Regions from separate parts of the Homo sapiens genome. Here region 2 is linked to region 1. Evidence: read pairs that join two places in POLR2A ChIA-PET (ENCODE). Cell type or tissue: IMR-90. All regions are shown on one strand. Each heading gives the region's core, and the rest is flanking DNA. Links, peaks and the distances in the headings are about the cores only. Region 1 overlaps TNRC6A (trinucleotide repeat containing adaptor 6A). Region 2 overlaps ARHGAP17 (Rho GTPase activating protein 17).

The links. ChIA-PET counts read pairs that join two places held together with the same protein. Peaks named below come from ENCODE experiments on the same cell type or tissue, not always from the same donor. Only the 100,000 strongest peaks of a DNase experiment are listed, where the experiment ranks them.
Region 2: POLR2A ChIA-PET joins it to region 1 with 6 read pairs; 2 of 35 experiments call an interaction of 5 or more read pairs at or near these places.

What each region holds. Positions count from the first base shown.
Region 1 is chr16:24,768,848-24,771,772 of GRCh38, reverse strand. All of the region lies in intron 4 of TNRC6A (trinucleotide repeat containing adaptor 6A), which reads right to left. Among named protein-coding and RNA genes, the nearest start is that of TNRC6A, 41 kb to the right of the region's middle. In IMR-90, for the core only: no CTCF peak of the experiment used is centred there; DNase peaks (open chromatin) are centred at 462 and 1,802; H3K27ac peaks cover 150 bases.
Region 2 is chr16:24,927,716-24,930,640 of GRCh38, reverse strand. The region is part of intron 19 of ARHGAP17 (Rho GTPase activating protein 17); the gene reads left to right. Among named protein-coding and RNA genes, the nearest start is that of SLC5A11, 83 kb to the right of the region's middle. In IMR-90, for the core only: no CTCF peak of the experiment used is centred there; no DNase peak of the experiment used is centred there.

The sequences.
Region 1 (2,925 bases), core at 261-2,760:
TTTATCCCTCCAAAACACACCAGGAATACAAAAACAAAAAAGCCAGGCACAGCAGCAGATGTCTGTAGTCCTGAGGCAGGAGGATCGCTTGAGCCAAAAAGTTCAAGTCAGGCATGGGCAATATGGTAAGGCCCCAACTCCTGAATAACATAACATAACATAACATAACATAACATAACATAACATAACAACATAACATAACATAACATAAAACATAACATAACATAACATAACATAACATAACATAACATAACATGCACCAGGCTCAGATAACTTTACAGGGGGCGTGTGTGGATGGGTGTGTATCCTCAAGAAACATGTAATATTAATCTTACCTAAACTGTCCCAGGACAAGAAGTATAGGTTCAAAAGACTGGATGGATTCAAATCTCAGCTCTGCAACTTACTAGCTATATGACCATGGGCAAGGCACTTAACCACACTGCCTCTGCTGACTCACATCTCGAATGTTTTGGTCTCAAGGTCCTTTATACTCTGAAACACTGAGAACTCCAAAAGGTTTCGTTTATGTGTGTTGTATATACATTTACCATAATAAAAGTTTAAACAAATATTTTAAGTGAGTTAAAAATAAATTTATTACATACGAACATACATACATTTAAAAAAAATTGTTCTATTTTCCATAACAAAATTAGTGAGAAGCATGGCACTGTTTAACATTTCTGTAAGTCTCTCTAACATCTGGCTTAACAGAAGGTAGGTGGATTATCACATATGCGCCTGCATCCAATTTGTTGTGGTATCCCACACTGTGTCACCTCTGGAAAACTCCACTATATACTCATAATAAAAGTGAAACAGGCAAATAAAGTCTTCCTGTTATTATGAAAATTGATTTGACCTCATGGATCTCATGAAAGAGTTTTGAGGAGCCTCCTAGGGATCCTGTCCTCAGGTAAACTTCGAGAACCATTGCTACAGAATATGCACACACGGGATGCAACTGAATATATGGTTCTGGAGTTCAAAAAAGTTTGGATTAAAAATATGGATTTAAGATTCAACATACAGGTGAGAAAAGAGTTGTAGAGGAAGAAATGACAAAACCTAAGAATGGGTTTAAGCAGCAGATAGAAGGAGGGAAGTAAAGGCAAGAATAAGTCATAACTGCCAGAGTGACGGGAGAGAAACTTCATTTTAGGTAATGGCTTAACTATCTATGTAGTTACTCAAGCAGGAATTTCTTCCTCAATTTCTCCCTACTCCCCTGTATCTAGTCAGTCAACAGGCCCAACAGAATACCTCAAATTCAAATGCATCCTGTGTCTCCAACGCCACTTCTTTGATTTAGGCCCTCAACAATTTACTCTCACAAAAACCTCCTAATGGGACTGCAGGCCTGGCTCAAGTCTTGATCCCTGCCCCACCCACTTTCACGCATCCCGAAATCTATCATCTACCTGCCCCAAGTTATCTGTATCATAAAACCACTTTTGGAACTCCTTTCTAAACTCCTTGGCATGGCCCCTCTCTACCTTTTTCCAGATTCATATCCTGCTATGTCCACACTCACTGCATTCTCTTCTACCACACCAAATACTTGCAATTCCCCAAAACGTATCACGTTCTTTCACGCTATTTCTTTTGCTCAAAATGCCTTGATACCTTTCTTGCAAATATTTTTGTCGTTTTTGCCTAGAAAACATCTAATTTCCCCCACCCCCAGACTGGGCGTATCTTAGAAGCATGTTATGTTATGACAACCAGATTGCCCTCCTCTATTCTGATGAAACTCTTACAAATCCCTTACAATGCAGTCAATGTGCTCTGTAAGTGCTGGTTTCTTATTTCTCCTTCACTTTATCACTAGCATTTCCTGAACCAAGCAAAGCAAATGCTGGTTGAATGAATAATCCAGGAATTGCCAAGCATACACAAAGTGACTGGATCTATGCAAAACAAGATAGAACAATACTGAGGATTAAACACTGTGGAATATCAATATTCAAGAGGTGCAATAATGAAGAACCAGTAAAGAAAAGAGAAAGAATGATCAAGAGGAAGAGTAAGTAAGAATGATGGTCACTGGTTAGTATGCTGCTGAATGCATCAATAGTTTTAAATAAATCTCTGCTCTAAAAAACACCTACAGCTGGCATGGAGAGAGCAGGACAAGACCAGCCACTGAGATCATTAATGTGAGAAGGTTCTCTAATTAGCCCTGAGACTGCCCTGGTCCATATCAAAAAAGATTTTAATGGAAAAGAGTTACATTTAGCTAGGATAAAACATAGATATCTAGTAAAGAGCTCTATTTTTAGGGTTTTTTTTTTTTTTTTTGGTCATACTGTGACCCCACCCATCTATTTCACAGTTTTAAAGAAATGGGAAAAAAAATTTTAACTGGTCCAAAAATGAACAAGTTAAACTTTTAAGAATGGAAAAATTATCTATTCAAAGAATTCACCCTACCTTTTCCTAGTCTGTGTTCCAAATCAGGACCCCCCACTTTGTGAAACAATGAAATGCACCAATAAGACAAATAAATTAATTTTTGCTAAGCTTTGCTATTCTACAAGCTTTCTTGATATTTCTTATATAAAAACATATCATTCTGTAAGTCTAAAACTGTTTTAAAAAATAGCCTCTTAATTGAAAAAAAATAGCAATTGTCTTATATTCACATGAAAACCCAAGAACAGACAATATAACCAAAGTTCTAAATATACCAAGTTCTAAATTTGTAATACCATTTTAATTAATACTTCTTTAAATGTTTAAAATACTTTATGTCACCTTAATAAACTGATTTCAGAAAATATTTAATGAACTTCACTTTGACTATCTACAAGTTTAACAGAAAGAAGTTAAATGTGGACCAGCCAACAATCATCTACCAATCCCCAAAACATCAATTTCCATGCCTTAATACCTCAAGCCCTTACATTATTCCTATCTGTC
Region 2 (2,925 bases), core at 283-2,782, 160 kb before region 1:
TGTCATTAAAGTTTTATTGGAACACAGCTACACCCATTTGTTAACATATTGTCTGTGGCTGCATTGGTGCTGAAACAGCAGAGCTGGGTAGTCGTGACCAAAGATCCTGTGGCCCACAAAGTTGGAAACATTTACTGCCTGGTCCTTTAAGTTTGCCGACCCCTGACTTATAGTTGCTTGTGTGTTTAAGACCTATGTACGTTTACATTTTTCTCAACATAATGGCTTTTATTCCAGGTGGAAGGTATTTTACAACACGAGCATGAACTTTATTTCTTAGTGAATTCCTCATTAAAATGCTTAAACAGTACTTCTAAGAGTAAAAGTGTTCATATTAAGTACAGAATTTCAGGTATAACTTTAAAAAACATGATTTATGCCAAATTGAATGCTCCAGAAGGGAGATCTCAGGGCACTGTCATGTTCTAATGGCTTGGGAGGGAAGAATCAAGATTTTCCTGTAGACCCAGTGGGAACCTGTTTGGAAGTGGTGGTGATTGTACAGGTTTTAGTGGGCTACCTAATGGCATATTTTTAATAGTCTAGAACATGACCATTTTATTTAACATTTCAAGAATATTTCCATCCCAAATGCTCTAATTTATTATTTAATTTAAGGATGAATATGGGGGTTTCTAGTGTGTTTTTAAAAATGGTAATTAGGGGCCTCAAATAATTTCTTACAGCAGCCTAGTTTAAATTGTTCTAAGTGGAGGCACTTTCGGAAAAGAAGCTGAAATACACCTCTGGGCTTTCCAACCATATTGAGTGACTTTGCAGCTAAAAATGTGCCAAGGTTTCCATTAACCCAAAGGGTGACGGTTAACTGATTCTAACAGCTTTTGATAACTTTTTTCAGGAATATAATACATAATTTGCACATGTTATAAATGGTTAATAACTTTTTTTCTGATGCCATCAGAGCTTTTATTTTGAAAACAACAAAGCCATGTTGGTTTGTTTGTTTTGTTTCCCAATAGATGCCCTTCCTAGTGCCCTCACAGGTGGGGAAGGTTTCCAGGACTAAGGTCTGTAATGGCCCCGAGCAGCTTGCCCCATAGCTCGCCCCACAGCTCCAAATGCTCCTGCTTAGCCGTGTTTTGCATATGTGCTTTTGACCATGTGCTCAGGAGCAGCCGTTTGACCGTGTGCCCTGACAGCCAATAGGCCATCCATTCTGTAGCATATTGACATTTCTTTATTTTTATCAGAAGCACTTTGAGCTGCAGTGCTTCAAATTCGAGGAGTAGATGTCAGTAGATCAAGAGCCTGATTTCAAGCTGCTCTTGAAGAGTATCTTCTTTCTTAGGGGCCAAGCACAGTGGCTCGTGCCTCTAATCCCAGTACTTTGAGTGGCTGAGGCAAGAGGATTGCTTGAGCTCAGGAGTTCGAGACTGCAGTGGGTAGTGATTGTGTCACTGCACACTGCAGTCCAGCCTGCATGACAGAGTGAGACCCTGCCTCTTTTTAAAAAAAAAAAAAAAAAGGAATATCTTCTATCTTTTTGGTGAGCCTCTTAGCAGCAGTCTACTCTTCCCAGTGTGATTTACCTGTCACTGATGGGCTCACCAGCATCCAACCAAAGAGGACCCAGGTGCAGTCAGCACGGGAGGAAATTGTGTCCTTTGTGTCTTGAGCTTTAATTTTAAATTTTTGTATTTTAAGTGCAAGTTAACTGCATGGAGCTTCTTAATTTGATATTTTAAATTCTCAAGACCAAAAAATTAAAAAAAATCTTCCGCCAAATACCCTACACTGAATTATTTTAAATTCCTTTGCATCCTAGCATGCTTACGTTTTGCTTTATTAAACCATATGAGCTTTTTAAAAGGCACTGTGAGCTCATCTAAGTCTGCCGCTGGGTCTACATGTGGACAGCATAAGGCCCTCATCATATGTACAGCTGCTTTAATCAGCTGGCCTGAGCCTTAGGCCTACTGTGGGCCCCTTAGCCAGAGTGCTCACAGCTTAGGTCTGAGTAAGACTTTCTGTAGGAACCGTAAGTGGAAAACCAGAGTGTAGCCTTCAAAACAGGGAGGAGGCCCGGGTGCGATTCCACAATTTCATGCTTGTGACACACCAAAATGTTATTATCAGATATTTCCTTTTATTTAAATGAAAGATTGCAAACCAGAATTATGCCTATTTTTTAATACCATTGTTACCCGGGGTGTATTTATTCCACAAGTTTAGTTTACTGATCTGCTACAACACTGTAATATACTGCCTGTAATTATTAGATAAGTGAAATTTTACATTAAAAATGTGTTTCCCGAAGATACTAGCTATTTAAAAACCGGTCTATGCTATGAATTCTCCTAACTCAAGAAATTCCAGGTTACCAGAGTTATCTTTGTATTACAGAATTAACCTGTACTATCTTAAAATCCCCTGGCCTCCCACTGAAAGTACACAGAAGGCCAACATTTAGAATTTTTTAATCTGCTAGTATTGATCATACTGCTATTAACCATTCTTGGATGTAGCCATTGGGTTTTTCAAGGAGGAAAAAATATATAACTTCCTTGGACAGGATGGTCCTTTATTATGACATAATGTTTTCACTTAGAAAACTTTAGATGGACAAATTCCTGAAAACAGGTTATTCCTTTAGAATTGGATTAAGTTAGAGTTTTAAAGAGTTGGGTTAAGGCTAATGGGATTAAGATAAACTCTTGGGGGGAGATTATTGCTGCCAAGCAGGTTTGGCAGCCAACTTCTCACAGCTCAGCACCAGCACTGGAGGATGCCGGCATTCTGGCATCATTTTGAGTCTCCTGTTAATTGTGACTCTAGAGAGCAGTAAGAGTTTTAATTCCCATGTAAAAGAGTTTACATCTTGCTATTTTTGAAGTAATAGATTTTAGCAAAGAGTATTCTAATTTAAACATTTTATTAAATAATTTAGATGTATGACCTGCCATA